3 separate regions of the Homo sapiens genome follow, and regions 2 and 3 are each linked to region 1. The links are chromatin loops, found by intact Hi-C in ENCODE. Cell type or tissue: heart left ventricle. All regions are shown on one strand. Region 1 overlaps SMC5 (structural maintenance of chromosomes 5). Region 2 overlaps KLF9 (KLF transcription factor 9). Region 3 overlaps SMC5 (structural maintenance of chromosomes 5).

The links. Peaks named below come from ENCODE experiments on the same cell type or tissue, not always from the same donor. Only the 100,000 strongest peaks of a DNase experiment are listed, where the experiment ranks them.
Region 2: a loop joins it to region 1, with 2.4 times the contacts of the local background. A loop is called at or near these places in 50 of 110 quality-filtered maps.
Region 3: a loop joins it to region 1, with 5 times the contacts of the local background. A loop is called at or near these places in 3 of 110 quality-filtered maps.

What each region holds. Positions count from the first base shown.
Region 1 is chr9:70,336,280-70,344,279 of GRCh38, reverse strand. It overlaps SMC5 (structural maintenance of chromosomes 5), which reads right to left. Exons shown (of 25, transcript NM_015110.4): 18 at 11-136. Among named protein-coding and RNA genes, the nearest start is that of KLF9-DT, 74 kb to the left of the region's middle. In heart left ventricle, a CTCF peak has its summit at 3,515 (motif pointing left); no DNase peak of the experiment used is centred here.
Region 2 is chr9:70,388,281-70,396,280 of GRCh38, reverse strand. The region is part of intron 1 of KLF9 (KLF transcription factor 9); the gene reads left to right. It overlaps LOC124900273 (a long non-coding RNA gene), which reads left to right. Exons shown (of 2, transcript XR_007061576.1): 2 at 1-3,224. Among named protein-coding and RNA genes, the nearest start is that of KLF9-DT, 22 kb to the left of the region's middle. In heart left ventricle, a CTCF peak has its summit at 3,883 (motif pointing right); a DNase peak (open chromatin) is centred at 6,333; H3K4me3 peaks cover 862 bases; H3K27ac peaks cover 2,123 bases.
Region 3 is chr9:70,281,832-70,289,831 of GRCh38, reverse strand. It overlaps SMC5 (structural maintenance of chromosomes 5), which reads right to left. Exons shown (of 25, transcript NM_015110.4): 7 at 7,249-7,410; 8 at 3,561-3,632. Among named protein-coding and RNA genes, the nearest start is that of SMC5, 27 kb to the right of the region's middle. In heart left ventricle, no CTCF peak of the experiment used is centred here; no DNase peak of the experiment used is centred here; H3K27ac peaks cover 1,265 bases.

The sequences.
Region 1 (8,000 bases):
TTATACTTACTGTCTGGTATTCTTGAGGAAGAGTCTGCTCTGCACCCAGGTTACATACTTGCCTAGCTCTTTTCATAAGTTCCTTGCATTTCTGCAATAATCTCTGTCTATTTTCATCCAATTCAATGAAATGTTGCTATTAAAAAAATTTATTTTGAAAATTTGAATGTTAATGTTAAAGCAGAGGGATGTTTTATTAAACTACCACATATTAAATATTGTTGAATTCTGATTATAATGATAATCAAATTATCTGAAACTGTTTCTTAAATAATGACTCTTTTTATTATAAAGGTTAAACTTGAACTTAAACTTTAAAATACATCAGCACATCAATAACCTGGCATTTCTCTAATCCATAAGAGGTGTAAAATTTAAATTTTACTGCCTTTTCCTGAAAGTCTAGCTTAGCTCCATGTAATTATATTTATTTATTTATTTACTTATTTATTTATTTTTTTGAGACAATCTTGCTCTGTCACCCAGGCTGGAGTGCAGTGACGTGACGTGATCTCAGCTCACTGCAACCTCTGCCTCCCAGATTCAAGTGATTATCACGCCTCAGCCTCCCGAGTAGCTGAGATTACAGATGTGTACCACCATGCCTGGCTAATTTTTGTGTTTTTAGTAGAGACAAGGTTTCACCATGTTGGCCAGGCTGGTCTCCAACTCCTGGCCTCAAGTGATCCATCCGCCTTGGGCTCTCAAAAGTGCTGGGATTACAGGTGTGAGCCACCAGGCCCGGTCATGTAATTATATTATAATCAGATTTGAGATACACAGTACACAGGCTTCATATGACAAAACTCAGCACTCAAATGTAGTTAGAACCTTTAAATCATGCTTGATAGTTTTCCAAGTACCTTCCATGTATTTATTTATTCATGGACCTATTTATTCCTTCACCAAATAATTACTGAGAACCTATTAAATGCCAGTATTATAATCCGCATTGGTCACAGAAAGGTGAATAAGGACACAGGATCATTATCATAACAGAAACAGATACTCTTTACCGAATGCTTATGTGCTGGGCCCTTGGCTAGGTGCTTCGCATACATTATTCCCTTTATTTCTCACAAACACTGCACAGTAATATTATCCTCATTTAGCGCATTAAAAAAAAAAAAAAGAGACTGAAAGGAATTAAGTAACTTGCCCAAGCCCACACATTTAGTTAGAGACTGTCATGATTCAGATCCCTGTCTGCTTACAGGACACATGCTCTTTTCATTACAGCATGGCACCTCTCAGCAGGAGCAGATTGGACAGAGTATGTATGTAGGGAAGGTCAGAGTGGTCACAGAAGCTATGACAACTTAACAGCCTTAAATGACAAGAAATAAGGAACATATACAGCAGATGACATTCCAAGGACAGGTGATTATGAATTTTAAGGCATATGAGCCTCAAAGACCTGCTTATTTAAGAAACAAGTAATCTAATGTGGCTGGAGGAGAGGAATTTGTAAGGATGTAAAAGATCAGAGTTGGTAAAATGGACAAGGGCCAGACTGCAAAAATTTCACATGCAACAGGGAAGGTATCTCATCTACTAAATGTCTTCTGTAGGTCAAGCACTGTTACAACCACTATCCTGTTAATTGTTCTAATCCCAATTATGATCTTAAAGAAAAGGGTTATCTCTATTTGTAGATGTGGCTCAGACACATTAAGAAACTTGCCCAAGGTTACGGAACTAGCAGATTTCTGAGAAATAAAACAGGTCTGGTTTGCTCTTTTCACTAACCCTCAAACTCTGGTTGGCACAAAAAACAGCTGGGGGTGGGGGATATGGAATGGCCTAAGCACATTCCAGATCTACTTGATTAATATCTCCGGGGCTGAGGTCTGGACACCTGTATTATTATTATTTATTATTTTATTATTATTACACTTTTAAGTTTTAGGGTACATGTGCACAATGTGCAGGTTAGTTACATATGTATACATGTGCCATGCTGGTGTGCTGCACCCATTAACTCGTCATCTAGCATTAGGTATATCTCCCAATGCTATCCCTCCCCCCTCCCCCCACCCCACAACAGTCCCCAGACTGTGATGTTCCCCTTCCTGTGTCCATGTGTTCTCATTGTTCAATTCCTACCTATGAGTGAGAACATGCGGTGTTTGGTTTTTTGTCCTTGTGATAGATTACTGAGAATGATGATTTCCAATTTCATCCATGTCCCTACAAAGGACATGAACTCATCATTTTTTATGGCTGCATAGTATTCCATGGTGTATATGTGCCACATTTTCTTAATCCAGTCTATCATTGTTGGACATTTGGGTTGGTTCCAAGTCTTTGCTATTGTGAATAGTGCCGCAATAAATATACGTGTGCATGTGTCTTTATAGCAGCATGATTTATAGTCCTTTGGGTATATACCCAGTAATGGGATGGCTGGGTCAAATGGTATTTCTAGTTCTAGATCCTTGAGGAATTGCCACACTGTCTTCCACAATGGTTGAACTAGTTTACAGTCCCACCAACAGTGTAAAAGTGTTCCTATTTCTCCACATCCTCTCCAGCACTTGTTGTTTCCTGACTTTTTAATGAATGCCATTCTAACTGGGGACACCTGTATTATTAAGCGGGCCCTCAGGTGACTTTTATGCACATGGGTTTGATAGCAAATAAACTAAACCAAGACAATAGTTATGAAAAGTGAAAGGATAGATACTGGACCAAACTGAAAATGCAAGCAATCCTTTATACTAACCACTTAGTACTATAGTTTCCTTGAATAAATTCCTCAGTCCCTATAGCTTGAGAGAAATAAAAGAAAATGTTAAAGACTCCCAATCACCCCTACTCTGCTAAGGACCATTGTACTCAGGCAAATGCAAAACAAGGAGCAGCTGGATAGAAACTAAATACTCCTAATTTCTTCTATTCCTGATTCTTGTTCCTCTGGACTTTGCTAAAATAAAGTATTAGAACATTATGGAAAAGAAGTATCAATGAGTTGATAATTTGAAGCTCTGGACTTAGAAAGACAAAACCTCATTTAATAGTTTGTTTGGTGGCATATGTGTAATAAAATATTTATCTGAGAAAATATTCTATACATATGTGTTTGTGATAGAGATCTTCACATGGCACTTGTTTTGCTTTTTGTTTTTAAAACCACAATTCTTGCTGAGCTTTTTAAGGGTAGAAGTGGGAAGGCATATATAATTATATCAGATAATGCTGTAAAGTCAGACTAGTGAAAAGGCTTTATCTACATTTCTGCTTAGAGTCTAGCCTTTAATAGTTAATAGAGAATAGAAAATACTCCATCTGTTTAAGATGTAAGATAAGAAATGAGTGAAATGTACAAAATATCCCCCACTAACATCTCAAAAAAGATTACTTTGTAGTTATATACCCTAGAAAAAATTTGTAAGTATTATCTTTTTTTCTAAAATTCTTTTTATGGAAAGTTCACTTCTCATGGAAATTGTACAGAAATACCTCGACATTAAACAAGAAAAAGCTTTTCTAAGAAGGCCCTCTTGTGGAAGAAGTAAGAATTATTCACAGAATTTCTTATGAAAACTGTATATATTAAAACTGTTATTTTAGTAACAGTTCATTAAAATAAGAATCAAATAAAATGAAAACCATTTTCTATATGAATAAAATTAAGTTCTAGGTATCATCAACTTTTACTAAAACATTAGCTGTAAATTAACACATTTCTCCCTCATTTTTCCTTTAATAAAACATCATTCCAATTTAGTTGATTTCAAATTCAAATGTTAACCATTTGTTTTAGTTACCAGACAGAATACACACTTAAAAATATAAAAATCATTCATTTAGAAAGTCAACTTTAAATTTTAATGTAATGCTAGAAATTTAGAATAATAATCTTAACTTTTAATACACAAGACCATAAATTCTACTTAAACTAATTTAATCATAAACAATAAAATAATGGGAATAATACTATTTCTTTGTAAAATGTTTTCTTCAAAATTTCATCTAAGTAAAAAAAAAAGTCTCCTCTGAAACAGTTCTTTTTTGAGGGAGTGGCAAGCAGGTAGGCAGAAGAGAGGTCAGATGAAAAGCACAGAGCTCCTAAATTTGGTATTAGAATAAGCAAATAAATGTAACAACTTTCCATCTTTATAACTAATATTAATTCTGATGTAAATCTACACTTTTAAAGGAAACACTGGCTTCATGCTAAGCAGCACACTAGGCATCTTGATATATATTATTAAACTGAATATCATAATATCCCTCCAAATTAGGTAGGTATCATACTTATGGCTGCAGAGAATGATTAAGCTTGGAGTGGTTAGGAAACCTGCCCATGGTCAAAAACGAAATAACAAGAAATTTTTATCGACCTCTGTATTTGGATTCACACACAGCTTACTAATTTGTCCTAAAAATAGCCCATAAGTTAGTGACATTACCAAAGAGAGGCTTCCCACCATCTACCTTTTTCAGGGGATGTTTTATAGGTCTGTTGCCCTATTTACCTTCCAAAAATCTGAGAAAGTATCAAACTCCACGGTCCCCTCATAAATACAATCTCCCCTGAAATTTTGTGTCAATCTTCTTTTGTGAATTTATTTTCAAGAAAGAAAAAAGGACAAAACCAAGTGGTAGCAATAGTTCCTCAGAGCAACCTGCCATGTGTTCAAAGGGACAAGTAGGAAAAAAAAATTTCTCTTTGGTTCAAGTGAAGCTGCATAGCAGGAACAGATGAGATAGATAAAAATCATGTGCAGGTAAATGGCAGCAAACATGAGAAGAAAACAAGAGTAGGTAAAAGAGAAAGTGAACTATCATACACCTATTCTACTACATAATTTTAGTCATCATTCTTGACTCTTTTTTTTTTTTTTTGAGACGGAGTCTCGCTCTGTCGCCCAGGCTGGAGTGCAGTGGTGTGATCTCGGCTCACTGCAAGCTCCGCCTCCCAGATTCACGCCATTCTCCTGCCTCAGCCTCCCGAGTAGCTGGGACTACAGGCGCCCGCCACCACACCCGGCTAATTTTTTGTATTTTTAGTAGAGATGGGGTTTCACCACGTTAGCCAGGATGGTCTCGATCTCCCGACCTCGTGATCCACCCACCTCGGCCTCCCAAAGTGCTGGGATTACAGGCGTGAGCCACCGTGCCCAGCCCATTCTTGACTCTTTCAAATGTGTGGCTAATGACTACGATCAGACAGCAACAAACATTTATTAAGTATGCACAACAAGAAATGAAAGAACCTTACAAAAGGGCTGGTAAAGCATTTATCAATGAAAAGCATTAAAAAATTTTATTTTATTTTTTTTTAGAGATAAGGTCTTACAGTGTTGCCCAGGATGGACTTGAACTCCTGGACTCAAGTGATCCTCCTATCTCAGCCTCCAAAGTAGTTGGAACTATAGGTACACTCAGATCATTTAAGAACTTTCAAATCAACATATGAATAAGAAAAACAGAGTGGTGTAAAATATTGCTGAGGAAATGCAAAATAAAGTCAGAGGTAGTATTAAGTAAAGTTACTTATGTGTGTCAAGGAAGAGTTCTGGTCTTAAAAGCAGCAATGGACTCAGAATGAAAAAGGTGAACAAACGATACGGGAAAGATACAGAGGTTATGAACAATGGTAGGAACACTGGAATAGCCAACCAAGGTAAAAAAGGCTAGAAGTTGGAAGTAGACATTAGAAGACTACTGTAAAGCTTTGGATGATGTATAATATTATAAAGCTGTAGATTTCTGCAGCAGAATATAAAAATCAGCACAATTTTTTTTTTCTGGCAGTTAAACGAGTGCAAAATTCATAAAAAGTGAGGCCACAGCTATTAGGACTTAATGCCTAGACAGAGTGGTAGCCGTGATAGTTAGAAAGAGGTGAACTAGTAATGTGGTAATGGCTAAATTGGGCAAAGGGCAAGGAAAAGGAACAAGAACAAAAAGAGAATCAAAATGTGCTAAGTTTCTCCAGTTAACTTTAAAATTATGCAAATGGCTGGGCATGGTGGCACATGCCTGTAATCCCAGTACTTTGGGAGGCCGAGGTGGGAAGACTGCTTGAGGTTAGGAGTTTGAGACCAGCCAGGGCAACATAGTGAGAACTATCCCTACAAATAAAAAATTAGCCAGGTGTGTGGCATGCACCTGTAGTCCTAGATACCTGGAAAGGCTGAGGCAGGAGGATTGCTTGAGCCCAGGATTTCCAGGCTGCAGCAAGCTGTTGACCATGCCACCGCACTTCAGCCTGGGTGAGAGAGTAAGAACCCGTTCTCAAGGAAACAAAACAAAACAGCAAATGTGTTGAGAAATTATGCACTATTAAAATATAATCAAAATAATACATAACGAGTTATGGTGGCTATTTGTGCTTTCTGAATAACCAAAATGCATTCAACTACAGGAATTTTAACTTTAAATTTGAAAGTGGCTGTCTTGGTTAAAAAAAAAAAAAATTAGTAATTCACTGATTAAAAACAAAACCCTCTCCCCAAAAACTTTCCTACTTTCCAGAAACACGGCAGTCAGCTCTACTCAAAACAGTATTTCTTGGCCAGGTGTAGTGGCTCACACCTGTAATCCTAGCACTTTGGGAGGCCGAGGCGGGTGGATCATTTGATGTCAGGAGTTTGAGGCCAGGCATGGTGAAACACGATCTCTACTAAAAATGCAAAAATTAGCCAATTAGCAGGGTGTGGCGGCGCTCGCCTGTAGTCCCAGCTATTTGGGAGGCTGAGGCAGGAGAATCACTTGAACCCAGGAGACTGAGGTTGCAGTGAGCTGAGATTGTGCCACTGCACTCCAGCCTCGGTGACAGAGCAAGACTGTCTCCAAAAAAAAAAAAAAAAAAAAAAAACAAATCCCAAAACACAGTATTTATCCTATTTACTAATAAAATGGATCAGAAGAGAACACCCTGCCAACCTGTACTAATCTCAGTCCATCTATAAGGGCTATTGGAAGAGTATCTCTCACTGTGTCAGGTGTGGGTTACAGTTTAAGAGCATACTTACTCCAAAGCCATTGATTTCATACTTCTGTAAACATGACACAAACAAATCGTTTTCTTAAGTTCTCATTAATACTGATGTAAAAGTAAAACTTCAGGCACCAGAATCAAATATTGTATTGTTGATATAGTTTGGCTGTGTCCCCACCCAAATCTCATCTTGAATTCCCACGTGTTGTGGCAGGGACCTGGTGGGAGGCAACTGAATCATGGGGGCAGGTCCTTCCTGTGCTGTTCTCATGACAGTAAGTCTCACGAGATCTGATGGTTCTATAAGGGGGAGTTTCCCTGTACAAGCTTTCTCTTTGCCTGCCACCATTCATGTAAGATGTGACTTGCTCCTCCTTGTCTTCCGCCATGATTGTGAGGCCTCCCCAGCCATATGGAACTGTAAGTCCATTAAACCTCTTTCTTTTGTAAACTGCCCAGTCTCGGGTATGTCTTTATCAGCAGCATGAAAACGGACCAATACAATTGTGTTACTGGATTTAAAGCTACACATATTAATAGTATCTGCCTGATGGGTCAACTTCTTCATGAAACCTCTTTTATAACAACATTTCCTATATGGAACAACCACATTCATAAGCTCAATCAATGAAGTAACTTCAGCATGGACTCTACAATTACTTACCAATAGAACAGATGAAAAAGTAGCAGATGACATTCCCCACATGCCCAGGAAATAAGCCCTGATGAGGCTCTCCTCTGGTAGCTAGTTCAGTTTCTTCACTCCCATTTGGAACTTACCTTTGATTGCTTTTTGCTGGACACCGACTACCTATTTAGAATACTATTGCTATTCATTCTGCCATCCTTTCCTTCCTTTGTTCTTGGTGAAGGTGGGGAGTGGGGGAGAGGACTTTCTTGTCTTCCACATCTCTGGATTTTGCCCAGCCCTAGCATATCAAACCTAATCTTCAGCTTCGTTTGGCTATGTGTGTTTGTGCCTGCATGCTCCTAGTTGCTTATCTGCTAGCAACACTGTTTTTTTCTTAAGTCAAAGGGTTTGAAGAGG
Region 2 (8,000 bases), 52 kb before region 1:
AGCTCTCATAAGCAATGCTGGTATCCCTTTTCATGTCTCTATCTAATTATTATCAAATTAATTGCCAAAAATAATCTGCAGGAGAATATTGCCAGATGGCCCTGGATTAATTATAAATCCCACCAGTGTGGTAGAGGGCCTGTTTCCTCATGCCTCCACCAGTGGTCGGTATGAACAGATTTTTTAACGTTTTCACTAGCCTCACAGATATCTTGCTGGTGTCTTAATTGGCATGTTTTGATTACTTGTGAGATTGAATATATTTTTGTATGAAATATTAAATATTTTCGTATTTATTTCTTGGTCATTAGTATTTTATTTATGTATTTATTTATTTATTTATTTTGAGGCAGCGTCTGGCTCTGTTACCCAGACTGGAGTGCAGTGACACAATCTCAGCTTACTGCAACCTCTGTCTCACTGGTTCAAGTGATCCTCCCACCTGAGTAGCTGGGACTGTAGGTGTGCACCACACAGCCTGGATAATATTTGCATTTTTAGTAGAGATGAGGTTTCGCCATGTTACCCAGGCTGGTCTCAAACTCCTGGGCTCGAGCAATCTGCCTGCCTCGACTTCCCAAAGTGCTGAGATTACAGGCATGAACCACCACGTCTGGCCAGTATTTCTTACTTTATAAATTATTTATTTGCATCCTTGCCCACTTTTATTAAGTTGGGCTGTTCCTTTTTGATTTGCAAGTCCTTTCTGTGTTACAGATTTTAACATTTTGTCATATGCTTCAATTTCTTTTAATTTATTTTGATTCTTAAATTTTTCTACTTATATATATTTTTAACATGCAGAAGTTTAACATTTTTACGTATTCAAAACTATCCTTCAAGTAGGATTTTGCTTTTGGTTTCATGTTTAGAAAGTCTCTATTCCAGGATTCTAAAAATGCTCACCTATATTTTATCGTTATGGCTTTATTTTTTACATTTACATTTATAGCCCATTTGGAAATCATTTGAGTGAAAAGTATGAGGTAGGGACTAAGATTTAATTTTTTTCTTTTACCTGACATCTAAGCCACTTACTGAATTAAACATTTTCTGTTTCACTGATTTGAAATACCCCATTTACCATGTACAGAATCCCTATAGATTCTTAAGGTTATTTTCAGACCCTACTCTGTTCCACTGATTTGTCTTTTCCTGTGCTGCTATCTCACTATCTTAATTATTACAGCTTTAATAATCCATTTTAATAACTAGTATTGCAAGTGCTCACTTATTATTTGTTCTTCCGCAAAATTTTCTTGGCAAGTTGGGCATGTTTATTCTTCCAAATGAACTTCAGAAATAACTTTGTCAAGTTCTAGAAAAAGAAATTCTTACGGTGTGTGTTAATTCCGTAGATGAATTTGTACAGAATTGCCATATTCACACCATTGAGCCTTACCATCCAAAGGCATGGCAAGCATTTTGTTTGTTCATTTTCTTTTATATTGAGGCTTTATGCATTTCTTCACCAAGGTCCTGAACTTTTATTGTTAGGCTTATTCTGACTGGTTATGGCTGGCATATAAGAAAGCCAGTGCTCTTTTGTACAGTTACATCTGTGAATGCACCTTTAATTTAGATTAGATTTTTCAGTTATCTTGAATTTTTTCAAAGAGAAAGTTGTGTCAACTGCAAATAATTCTTATTTTATAACCCCCCCTTCTTCTCACCATTTACTTCTTATTTTATCTAATTGCACTCATTAGTATTTCCTGGAAAATGTTAAATTATAGCAATGGGAGCGGGTGTCCATTTATGCTTTGGGCTAGACTTTAGTAGTTATACTACCTTTATTTTACTGTTGACCTTGCAGAGGAAAGGTTTCAGAGCTGATCTTTTATACTGCTGAGGAATTATTTTATTTTCCTGAAAGCTTTTATTAGGGATGGTTGTTCAATTTTATCATATACTATTTTGTACACGATAAGAGTGTGTATATGATATTAAATGATACTAAATGTGTGTGTGTGTGTGTGTGTATGAGCTGTTAAATGGGGGAATAATATCAGTATGATTTAATAATATCAAATTGTCCTTTTTAAAATTACATTTCTTTTGTAGAGTTGGGGTGTTACTGTGTTGCCCAGATTGGTTTTGATCTCCTGGGCTCAAGCAGTCCTCCCATCTCAGCCTCCCAAAGTGCTGGGATTACAGGCGTGAGCTACCACAGCCAGCCCAAATTCTTCTTTTATCTATGGAATCCTAGTGCTGTTTTTGCAATCAGAAACCACTCTTTTTTTTTTTTTTTTTTTTGAGACAGGGTCTCAGTCTCACTCTCACCCAGGCTGCAGTGCAGTGGCACAATCATAGCTCACTGCAGCCTCAACCTTTGGGCTCAAGCAATCTTCCCGCCTCAGCCTCCCAAGTATCTGGGACCACAGGCAAGCACCACTACGCCTGGCTAATTTGTTGTATTTTTGGTAGAGATGGGGTTTCACCACATTGCCCAGGCTGGTCTTGAACTTCTGTGTTCAAGTGATCCATCTTGAGCGGCTGAGCATTATTTTTCTTCTAGAAGAAGTCTTGATTTTCTACATCTGCAAGAAACTTTAATTCTTAATTGGCACTGTTTGAGCTCTGTTCTGAAAAGGAGGCCTAAATCCCTTAGATTTGTTTTTTACCAGATTGGTTTACTTTTGCTAGATGCAATGGAAGCTTTTGATTTTGTATTTTTGACTTTCCTGTCTCCATTAAAGTTAGACCCATCCCTGGACTTGGGTGGGGCAGGGAAGATGAGAAGAACCAGGTAGGAAAGAGACGACATTCAGATGGCAGGCCTCCCTGACCCCAGGCAGGACTTCAGTGGCAGCCTGGACAGCTCAGGGAGTCTGGGGAGGGTTGCCTATGTCCAGTGAGCAAGCTTGGCACTTGGCAAGTACCCGGTCTCTGTCTTCTCTATGGAGAACTCACCTCCATTCGTTTCAGGACTGCCCACAAAAAAATGGGCTTCATTTGGCATCATCAACTAATCAGCAGTCGAGGAGGCTCCCTCTCAAAAGCAGCAAGTGTCCTTTTGTGCTAAGTAGGCAAGCACATAGCCAGGGGGCCCCAGTCCACTGTTCTTGCACCCTCCGTAGGCCCAGGAGAATTCTGGAGGCCTGATGACTGTCTCTGCAAAGGAAGTCTTTTACACATTGTGCGCAGTGTTCAGTAGCTTTTTTGATCACATTTATTTTATACTCTGAGCTGAGTCAGTCAGCAAGAGGTGCTTAGCTTGTTACTGAAAGGGGCGGGGAGTGGTATATAAATAATGAGAACTCAGAGAAACTTGTGCTGTTAACAGCTCTGCTCCAGTAAAGTGGAGTTTATTGTGTCACTGCCTCTGGGTGTGTTTTCCTGTGAAGGCCAGAAATAATGCAGTGGTACAAGTGTGTTGGGTATTTTTTTCCCTATCCCCAGGAGGATGGTAACTCTCTCATTAATACTAAAGACAGGTTTAAAGATTCTCTAATTGATAGTTGCATTGCTGTGTGATTTGTTCAGCGTGAAGGCTGACCATTCTCCTTTAGACCTTAGCACCGAGCCTCAAAGAGAGGGCCTGACTTGGTTTCCCCCAGGCTGCCAGACGAAGGTGGAGTGACCGTCTCTCTAGGCCAGTCCTCTCCTCCTCTGTAGATCATCTCTGGTCCCATTCAGCCTTAATTCTGTTCTCGTCTACATGTGACTTCCCCATTCCATGCTTTCTTAAGTGCAAAACATCTATCATTTTCTAAATAATACCTTATTATATGACTGTCATTAACTTATATGCTGGGATGTTAGATTCAACATCATGGCATGTTAGATCCAAACTCTCCACTGTATTAAAAAGGTGGGAGATTTTTCAAAGGGCTACAAATTGTAGGTCCCTAAGCAGAATCCAGCCTGCGTACACACCACTGGGTGGCACCATAATTTATAATGTTGAAATTGAATGCCTCTAAGTAGGGGAAGCACCCTGTTCAGTTCACCATGGAATCCATTATGATCCATGATTGAATGCACCTGCTCCCACCCTGTCCCCGACCTGTGTCTGGCTCCTGAAGACATTTGAATTTACAAATTCTGGTGGCCAGTTAGAAGTTCAAGTCCTCTGTTATTTGTTTATTTACTTGAGACAGGGTCTCACTCTGTTGCCCAGACTGGAGTGCAGTGGCGTGATCTTGGCTCACCACAACCTCCGCCCCTCGGGTTCAAGCGATTCTCATGCCTCATCCCCAGTAGCTGGGATTATAGGTGTGCAACGCCACACCCAGCTTCAAGTCTTTTGATTGAGATCAGGAATCAACCAACTTTTTGCAAAAGGTCCTGATAGTAAATATTTTCAGCTTTGCAGGCTGTACAGTCTCTGTGGGCAACTGCTCAACACTGCTGTTTTGAGAATGCAGCTGTAGATAATACTTAAACCAATGAGCATGGCTGTTTCCAATAAAACTATATGCAGACAAGGAAATTTTAATTTCATATAACTTTCTCCTGTCATGAAATATTCTTTTAATTTTTTTCAACCACTTGGTAAAAACCGAATATAAGAATGGTATAAGCTATTCTTAGCTCATGGCAGGCCAGATTTGGCCAGTGGGATGTGGATTGCTAGCCCCTGATTTAGATCACTGACCAAAAAGTTTTTAAAGTTTTCCAAAGGATGCCAGATAAATCAAAATGATCCCGGGCCTTTTATACTAGCAACTCACTTCCAAGCAGATCTTTTTTAAATGCGTAAAAATGGTAAACTTGAATTATACAAGTTACATGAGTCTAACGAAGCTTCTATTTGCTCTTGATTTTCTCGGGGCTCTGTGGGTGTCCCTCTCTGCTCTCTGTGAAACACTTCAGGGATAAGGACGCTAGGTCAATGACAGCACTTGGATTAGAAGCAAGGAGAACCATCACAAAATGACAGCTCCAAGGGGCAGTCAAGAGAGTATCACTGTCAGCTAGGTCGAAAGTGAATTCAGTGGGAACAAACCCTGATTACACTTGAAATATATGTAAGTCACAAGCATAGAAACTTAATAGTTCTCCTATTCTGATGGCTTCATGCCAGTTTTCCATGGTCACTTCTAGAAAGCCATCTTCCTAACACAGCGAGAGTATCTTACTCCTTTTCCAGTCCTAGCCCACAGCTGAATGGTCTTCTGGTCCATTTTCCCCACAGTGGACACAGATCCCCCAACTAAATGAACCCCCTCCTCTCATGACTCACTTGAAAGAAATGAGTACACATGCCAGTGAGGAGGCTAAGCCACATTAGCACTCCTCCAAGAAAACCACTTCTAATGAGTTTTTGTCTTAACAAGCATTGAGAAAACACTGAGCTCTTCCTTTCATTGTTTTCCTCACCGCCACATCAGAAGGGAGTGGAGAAAGGGCTCCAAAAAGGACCGAGCAGAGAGGGCGTTTTGTTTTGGTTTGGTTTGGCTTTTTGCAACTTAACCATTCTATGAGTTCTGACCCCTTGTTATATTTTTCATAGAACATGTTTAGAAAAACATTTCCCCCATAACTGCTTCACTGGGGTTAAAGAGGACTTCACTGCAGTCTAATTCTGCAATAGCTCAGGTTTCTCCAGTAGCCAGTAATATCTGAGCAGATTTCAATGTGAGTGACCAGGAGGAGGACGAGAGAGAGAGAGAGAGAGTGTGTGTATGTGTGTGTGTGTGTGTAAAGTTTGAGCATTTACCAAATGCTTGGCACCATGAGTAGGACAAAAGTCATACATGACATTATTTTTGCCTCAAGAAGCTCAGCCTTGATGGGGTTGTAACAATCTGTATTTTGACTTTTGCTCAAAAGTCTGCTGAAGTGGGTTAAAATCCTGTTTATCTAATGGAAGTTGCAGAAGTGTAGTTTTCAACTCCATGTCTTTATTGAGTTTTTCACGGGAAACTCTTTTTTTTTTCCTCTTTGCAGCCCCATCCCCGAGCATCAAAATGCATCAATAACCCTAGCTCTTATCCACCTTGAGTAGGGCCCAGCATTCATTGGTTTGCTATTGCCTTTTGCTGCCGTAGCTTTTCAGCTCAGAGCTCCATAAGGGTTTATACGTAGATCTGCACATAGAGAATCAACTGCTACAGATTCGTTTTACCCACATTGGGTTTCCTCGAAAAGTACGTTGTACAGGGTGTTGTTATGACTATTGCTCTGCTTAGAAAACAGCAGAGAGCCTTCATCATGAATAGATTATCACAAAGGTGATAGATTTGGTTGTTTTATCATATTTCTGCATCTCATCAGCACAGGTTAAGAGACGCTGGGGAAAATAGAATGAATAATTTTGGATGACTCAAATGCACCACGCTGGACAGCTCCCAGCCTCTGCAGTTTCTCTATGGGTTCTGGGAAGGCCGGGACAGGAGTGAGAAAATATTCACTCCTCACACCTAGCCAAGGAGTGTCTGGAGAGTTCTGCGGAAACCAGGAGGCTGTGTGTCCTCTGTCTATGCAGCAGCTATTGTCAGCTGTGCTTGGAAAGGTGTGAAGAGTAGGCAGAGGCAGGCTCTTGGGAGCCAGGGCGATGGCAGTCACTTATAAGTGGAACAAGTGTGGTTCTCATCTTCAACAGCTCGTCTGCTTGTCTGCCTGTGTATGTCCTCCCCAAACACAGACATGGCCTTCACCTCCCCTGCCTTCATCTTGTGGGGTGGGGAGCAGCAGGAGGTTATGGATGCTGGCCTGATAACATCTGGCAGGCAGGACTTAGCTGCATTTTCAGTGGGACACAGACATTAGTGTGAATCCAAGGAAAGCAATCGGAAAGAGGGATGTGGAAATTGTCAAGTCCCCAGGACCCCCAGGAGTCAGGACAGCCAAGTGGCCAAGAGCACGGGCCTTGGTAGACAGGGCCAGTTCATTACTCTGCTTTCCAGTTATGTGACCCTGAGTACAGAGTTTAACCCTCCAAGTCTCAGTTTTCTCATCTGTGAAATGGGGCAACCTTGTGGAGTGCTTGTGAAAATTCAGTGAGAAGGGCACGGGAAGCCCTTAGCTTTATGCTTAGAACAATGTTAGTTCATCTTTTATGAGGAATATAGAAGAAACTGGAATTGTTTGGAAATGGGAGAAGAGATTAAAGAAAGACATATCTGTCTGCAGATATTTAAAGGATTATGATGTGGCAGAAGGAACAAACATTTCTTTTTTTTTTTTCTTTTTGAGACAGAGTCTCACTCTGTCGCCTAGGCTAGAGTGCAGTGGCATGATCTTGGCTCACTGCAACCTTCGCTTCCTGGGTTCAAGCAATTCTCCTGTCTCAGCCTCCCAAGTAGCTGGGACTACAGGCGCACGCCACCACACCCAGCTAATTTTTGTATTTTTAGTAGAGGTGGGGTTTCACCATGTTGGTCAGGCTGGTCTCTTAACTCCTGACCTCAGGTGATCTGCCCGCCTCAGCCTCCCAAAGTGCTGGGATTACAGGCGTGAGGGATTACACACCTGGCACAAACTTACTTCTAGTGTTAAGACAATATGACTTAAAGTATGGCCTTTGCAGGAAGGCAGATTTTATATCAATAAAAGATGTGACAGAGATGCTCAGGAACAACCAGATGCTGAGTGGCCCCTGCACTCAGGAGCTCAGGGAGAAATGCTCGTTCCAGGTAGGAGGCTGGTTGGACCCAATGCCAATTCTTTTCCATCCTACAACACCAAGAAATTTAGCAAAAAGGCTCAGCTTTTTTACTCTTGAAAGAATTTATGAAACCAGCAATTGTGTGGAATAAAACAGAAAAAATACTTTCCAGGGGACCCATAGGGTACCAAATGGCAAGCTCATTTGCTTAGAGATGTTAGCAACTTTCTCATTGTATTAGTTTGGGCTGCCATAACACACAACCACAGACTGGGTGGCTGAAACAACAGAACTTTATTTCCTCACAGTTCTGGAGACTGGGAGTCCAAGGTAGAGGCAGGGGACGGGTTCGTTTCATTGGAGGCCTCTCTCCTTGGCTTGTAGATGGTGGCTTCATCCCTGTCTTCCCAAGGTCTTCCCTAGTCTTCACATGTCTGTGTCCTCA
Region 3 (8,000 bases), 54 kb after region 1:
ATTACAGGAAGAGAAAGTATAAGCTTCCTAATTTTTTTTTCTTAATTAGATGGGAGAATAAAGATACTGATGAACTCTTTTGTTAGAAATGTGTCACTTAAAATTTTAAGGTAATCACTAGAATAGGACTAAATTTAACTTTCAACCTATAGAATAAAAAATAGAATGAGAAAACCTTGGTTAACAGCAACAGAAAATAGAAAGAGAGGAGGAATCAAGTAAAAAGTATAATAAGTAGAAAACATAACAGTAAATGTGAACTGTTTAAACTTCTTCATCTGTTTAAACTCCTTTATTTGCCATCAAATTGAAAAAAATTTCAAAACAAAACCCAGTATTATTTACAGCACATAAACTAAAACATGGTACAGAAATAAAAACAAAATAAGAAAGCTTTAAAATCTAGGAAGCAAAAACTGATATAATTACAAGGAAAAATAGACAAACCTATACTCATAGAAGGAGATACTGACACCTTAAAAATCACTAAATCAGGCCAGGTGCGGTAGCTCACACTTGTAATTCTAGCACTTTGGGAGGCCAAGGCAGGTGGATCACTTGAGGTCAGGTCTTTGAGACCAGCCTGGCCAACGTGGTGAAACTCTGTCTCTATTAAAAATACAAAAATTAGCCAGGCGTGGTGGTGCATGCCTGTAGTCCCAGCTACTTGGGAGACTCAGGCAGGAGAATCGCTTGAACCGGGGAGGCAGAAGCTGCAGTGAGCCAAGACTGCTCCACTGCACTCCAGCCTCGGAGACAGAGCAAGACTCCGTCTCATAACAACAACAACAACAACAACAAAAACTAAATCAAGTAGGTTAACAAAAAAGTAGAACATACGAGTATACATAATTATAGTAAGCCTATTCTAACGTATGTATATATGTGTGTGTATACATATGTCCACACCTGAAGACAGAATGCACATTCTTTTCAAATACATGAAGAATAGGTACAAAAATCAAACACACAATAAAAGCCAAAAAAAAGTCTCAAAAAATTCTTTAAAAAAGTCAAAAGGCCACATTTATTGACCATAAAGCAGTGTTAAGTAGAACTTGACATTTTTCAAAAGCCTAAAAAATTCCATATCCATAGAAATTAAAACAATAAGAACTGCTAGGTAACCTCAAACGAAAACATTTAAATAAAAATTATAATATCTTAAATTGAAACAAAGAGCCTACTAATCAACACACGTGAGATGTAGCCAAATGATGCCCAAAAATTTATATCCTATAATGCATTTATTAAAAATTAGGAAAGATGAAAAATAAAAGAAACACACTTTTTACAATTCAAGAACGTTAAAAAATACTCAAAGCAGAAAAATGAATTAAGAAAGAGGAAATTATTAAATAGTCAACAAAAAATAAAGTTGATTTTTAAAAAAAATTAGTTGAAAAGACTTACAAAGTGACAAGCCCTGGCAAATATGATAAGGGGGAAAAAATGGATACACAAATATCAGTGATAGGAAGAGAAGAAATATAAATGATTGAAACTGATCCAAGAGTATTAAATTATTTACCAGGTCTGCATAAGCCTGAAAACAAAACCAGTTAAGAAAGAACAAAAAATAAAAGTATAGGCCAATCTCACACAGTTCAAAAAATCCTAAATACAAAATTTTATAGTTGAATACAGCAGTATATTAAAACATCAATTAAAATTCATGACAGGAATATAAGGGAAGTTCAACATGAGGCAATCTACCAACTTTGTATTTGCGTCTGGGGATACAGGATGAGTTTTATGTCTTTTTCTGCCTAACCCTAATAAAATAATAGGAATGGAGTAAAAAGGGATCCATCCCATGAGGACAAAAGAAAGGGAAGAGAGATCACTAAATGGAAAGTTTAATAAATACTTAGAAGATGGAAAAACAAGTAACAAATTTAGCAGTATATTATAGGAACCATAGTGTAAAGGGTGAGTGAAAAAGAAAGGGATGTGAAGAACTGATTATTCCTTCTAAAAAATAAAAACAAACAAAAACCCCAGAAATTCTTAGGACTAGGAAATGCCAAGTAGAAACAACATCACATAGAATGCAATTATTCATATCCTCCTTCTCATCCCAATCCCCTTCTCCCAACATACACAACCCTAAGCACATAACACTGACAACCAAGATGCTTCTGTGAACATTTGTGGTTAATTCTTTGGAGAAATTAAATGAGCAGCCTGGGACTTAAAATAAAGGGATAGAAAAAGGGGTGAGGCTGAGAACTAGGAGATTAACACCATGCTTCAACCATCAGAAATGCCTGAAGTTACATGTCTACCCCCAAGGCAGGTAATTTCAAAACTTAGTCTCAGAATGGTCCTGAAGAATAGAAACACACATATATTTGGGCATCTGTTAGCAAAAGAGCCCACTTTCTTACCTAATCATCCTAACATAATTTTGTCGTCAGGCCCACCCACGCACGAAAAATTTGTAATCAGCCTTTTAATGCCTTACTTTTAACCATAAAGAGAACCAAAGATTCTCAGATAAGCAAGGAAAGACTCCAGGAAGAAAGCAAGAAACCAAAGTAAGAAAAGAAACAAAAATCTACTAAGAAAAAACAATATTATAAAGGAAAAAAAACTTTAAAAACTTTTAATTTATATTCTCAGATTGAGAAGCTGCACATATCAAAAACAGGATACTACAAATTGAAACAAGATTTTTCCTTAGCAATAAATTACCTGCAGTAGGCTAAAGTTTTACAATGTAAGTGTCTTCATTTCTAGAAATTGGAGCTATAAACCAAGATTATATCAAAACAGAGTAAAACTCAACAATAAAAATATAATAAAAAGTTCCAGTCAGGGGCAGTGGCTCATGCCTGCAATCCCAGCACTTTGGGAAGCCAAGGCAGGTGGATAGCTTGAGCTCAGGCGTTCGAGGCCAACCTGGGCATCACGGCAAAAACCCATCTCTACAAAAATTCAAAAAAGTACCTGGGTGTGGTCGCATGCACCTGTGGTCCCAGCTACTCAGGAGGCTGAGGTGGGAGGATTATTTGAGCCTGAGAGGCGGAGGCTGCAGTGAGCCAAGATCACACCACTGTACTCCAACCTGGGTAACAGAGACCCTGTCTCAAAAAAAAAAAAAAAAAAAAAGACGAAAAGTTCCATAGTTTAAGTATACTTTGTCTCATTAATTTCAATCATGCATAAAGGTACATACGCATTTTCTACATAAGCGTCATCACTGATTTTTCAAAATAAAAGGTCTATTTCTGTGTTTTAAACAACAACAGAATAAATCCCTTAGACCTTAGTTTTTGCTGTTAAGGTAACCAAATCCACCATTATCCTATTAAAAAACTACAGCCACCCAGCTACAAATATCATAAGGCACAGCTGCTAGTAGTTTTGAGAAATTTTCCACAATTGTCCTCTGAGCAACTACTATACTTCCAAATCTTACTTTCCCTCGGATTAAGAAATAGAGAATGCAGAGGATCTTGGCCATTCCCCAACAAGAATCTGTCTCATAATCTGTATTTGAAAACAAAAGTTAGAGCAAACTTTAATGTAATAAAAATTTTAGTATGAAACCTTACATGTTTATCTTTCCTTTCTATAACATCTTGCTTCTGTTTGCATTTTTGAGATGCCTCCTTAATATCTGTTGCCTGTAAAATTAAACCGGGGAGAGGGGGGGACAGCTAGTTAAAAACTCATGCAAGCAAATTATATGGCCCTGCCCATTCAAATATCGAGTTAACCCACAACAATTTACATCAAGCAAAATCCATAATTATCAACAAAATACCAACAGTTATTTGCAAGTCTATAAAAGGTTATTCCTAATGATATTAATAAACAGTTGCAGTAATACGCATGCATGTTTTTTCTCTTTACATTTATCTTCCTGTCTTATTTCATCTGATCCTAAAAACAACCCTACAGGATAATCAGGACAAATATTACTGACTGGTAGGGCTCAAAAGAGGCCAAGTAACCTTTATACATAGCTAAAAAATGGAAACTAATTATAAAAAATCAGGTCTGATTTCAAATGCAGAGTTCTATCATACCAAGTATGCTACCTCCTTGATATTTTTCATTAACACATAAAACACATACATGACATATTATAGACACATATTACACATCATTAACACCTATAATATGTAATTCAAACATAGTAGAAAACAGGGCTATACAGAAAACAACATTATAGACTAAGACTACTATTCTTGGACAGGCTTGTTTGCAAGGTCGGTCCTTGGTTGTTGTCTGGAAATTTGGATTTTGGGAGTGTTTCTACCATTTCCTAACTGATAAGAGTGGCTCACTGTGCGTGTTTGTACAAACAATGTGGCTGATGCAGAACATCTGCTTTCCTTCTTGCATTCTGGAAGTTAACAACATGCTGCTAGAAGGCCTAGTTGCCTAACGCCCATAAAAACCTTGGGTGCTGAGTCTGTAATGCACTTCCCTTGTAGACAGGACTTTTAAAATGTTGTCATAATTTGATGATGGAAGAATTAAGCACATTCTGTGTGATTTCTCTGGGGGAGGACCCTTGGAAGCTTGTGCCTGGTTTCTTCTAGACTTTGTCCTCAGGGCATTTTCCCTTTCCTGACTGTTTTGCATCCTTTTGCTGTAATAAATCTTAGCTGTGAGCCCTCCTAGGAAATCATGTCTCCGGTGGATCTCTGATGCCAAGAGACAATAGTTTCTTCTGATAGAGGAAAATTAATTTTCTGATGCTAGTAACACTGATGTATGTATGCTTAAATCATACATGCTAATCATGTAAGATAAAGATTACTATTATTGTCCTCACCTGACTGAGGAGACTAAAACTCAGAGAGACTAAACGATTTGCTGAAGGTCAGACAGCTGAGTGAGGATTTAAAATACAGGTCTGTGTGTCTCAAAAGCTATGCCCTGTCCATAACACTTCATCACCTGCCTGGAATTAAAAAAAAAAAATTACAAGTATTGGAAAAAGTTTTCTGCTGGAACAGAATGAGCAGGAAGAAGAACAGCATGAATATTAAACAAAATTAACCACTGTGTTCTGTTGCAAGGCTATGGGTGCTAATAACTACTTTTACTATAGACTGACATAAGGTACCACTTCAGAATTATTTCTTTAGGAAAATAATTCTAAAACATCTTAGGCCATGCAGATTTTCACATAAATAAATTAGGCTCATGGATGTTTGACAATGAGCCTAATATAACAATAGCTGGGCTTCTGTTATAAATAGACAAAACAAAGGGTTAAATATGTTTCCTTAATTAAGAGATCTCAAATTTATTATGTACATATTTTCCACTACAAAAGTAGTTTTACAGTAACAGAAAATTCAAGAACCAAAAAAAGCAATTACAAATCCACAACTTAACTATAACCAACCATCATTAACATAACAACGACTGCCAATTATTAGTTTCATATCCTTGAGGAAGTCGTGTTATCACTGGTATTCAGTATCTGTAACAATAAAATGAGGGGGCTTGTCTAGATAATATCTACAATTCCTTTTCCCCGTAACATTTAAAATGACCAATGGCAACGCTTTTTCAGAATCAGATCTAATCAAGTCCTAAAACCTTTATCTGATCTTAGTAACTGTTTAATTTTTTGGACTTGAGTGCAATAATTTTAACTCACTTTAACCTGTATTAGAATTAAGATATAGTGGAGCTTTTCCCACATGATAGTAGCAAAGTCAAAACTGTTGATTCATTTCCTCTGTTACAAAGTTTACTTTATATTCCTAGATATGGCCTTTCTCACTCAGTAGAAATGCTCAACATAGTATCTGGTACAATCTAGCTCAAGAAGTCATTTTTCTGACTTTCAGGTGCCTAAAAAGAGAAAAGTACAATCACATCTAGAAATCGAAGAGCTCCACATAACTTCTTTTTTTACAAACAAAAGATGAAACTTACATTAGTCAAACCTGTATAAATGGCAATCTTAAATTCAGTAACAAAAACCCTGGAGTAGCATATTCACAAGAATAAAACACAATCTTTAAAACCTTTAAAAATAGAGATGATGCCTGTAAAAAAAAATACTGCTAAGTTCATAACACACTATCTCCTAAATGATCTTTCAATAGCAGAAATCATGTTTCATACAATTTTTTCCCAATAGCAGTGCCAGGCTAAGATCCACCCTTTACCATCACTGACACCCATCTTCAAGCACAGTGGCCAACATCAGGGGTATACAGTACACAAAGGTTGTGAATGGTTTTCTGGTTTCATAAAATTACCTATATATAGCATAAATTCCGCTGGTCTAATTACAAATAATTCTACATATTTGAGGCAACTGACAATTTATATCAGAGATTCTTTATTGATTTATTTTTAAATTTTTATTATTATATACATTTTTTGAGATAGGGCCTCGCTCTGTCACCCATGCTGGAGAGCAGTGGCACAATCTCAGCTCACTGCAACCTCTGCCTCGTAGGCGCAAGTGATCCTCCTGCCTCAGCCTCATGAGTAGCAGGGACCTATAGGCACACACCACCATGCCTGGCTAAGTTTTTTGTGTTTTTCATAGAGACAGGGTTTCACCATGTTGGCCAAGCTGGTCTTGAACTCCTGAGCTCAACTGATCCGCCCGCCTCAGCCTCCCAAAGTGCTGGGATTACAGGCATGAGCCACTGTGCCCAGCCATATCAGAGGTTCTTAAGTAGGGGTCAATACCTTGACTTCAGTGCATCCATGAATCTCCAAAATCTCATGCACGATTTTGGATCTGCCTATACTGCGTTATTTTAGAAGCAGGAATTTAAACAATTCTCAAATAATCTCTAACTTCAAAATCCACCGAAGGTTAGAAGCCATAGTCATAAAAAATATCTAGTTATACTTTTAAAATACAGGGAATATTATTCTATTATCTATTCCAAAAACATCAGATTTTCTATATTGCCCTCCTTCAAAAGGGTGTATAATTACAAAGCAGATGTATAATATATTCACAAAAAGAGCTCAGTGTTTCCAGGAATACCACTATGAATCCTCTTGTACCTAAAAAAAATCATATTTCACTTTTCTCTCTTTATATCTTGGAAGTCCTATAAAGTAGCAACACTTCCACAGTAATAAGTATGTCCTTGAAAATCCTATGGTGGCAGAATTCCTGGTTAAAAAACTTAAGAAATGAAAGATACAAGAAAACCCTTGAAAATATTTTCAAACACCTGCAAAATATTTTTTATATTTGCTAAAATAAAATTCAGATAATCCAAAATTGAAACCAAAAAGTACCTTTTCTTTGATTCGAGCCTCCAAATTGTGACGCTCGTTTTCCATTTCTTCAATTCGACATGTTACAGGAATCTGCCCTTCTTTAAGTTTTCTGACCTCTTCCTTCACTCGGTCACGAACTAGTTTTACTTCTTCATATTCCTGACGAACATTTTCATATTCCTTGCAAATAATTCAACAAACAGAAGTTAATGCCCTACCTTAAACTAACACATATACTAAAAATCAAGATACAGGCAGAAACCAAATGTAAGAAAAGATTGTTTTGATATCAAAACAGGTTTATTAATGTAAATTTGTCCTCTGGGACAACTTCAGAAATAGTAAATACCAGTGTAATGATTTAATAACAGTCCTGATAATCACTGAGCGTTTATTTCTATCACCAGTTCAGATTCTCAGACTTCCATCCTGTTATCTGAAACATATCTTAATGGCTACGAAAATGTGACTTACCTCTAATCTGTCAATAAAGAAGAGATACAGGGATGTATAAAGAAGCAAAAGAAACTCAAGTATAAAGGGTAAAAATAAAAAAAAAAAACAAAATGAAAATGGGTCAAAAGAAAAATAAAAACCAGCATGTAGGTGAAAGTGATGCCTGTCATGTCATAGGAGTATTTGCTAAAAAAAAATTAAGTGGCACACTAAGGCAACATTATATAAGAGTGAATGGGATGATGGTAAGAAAAGAAAAAATAAACATATAAGTACATCAAAAAAGAAGAAAAATGAAAAAAAGGTAAATCAAT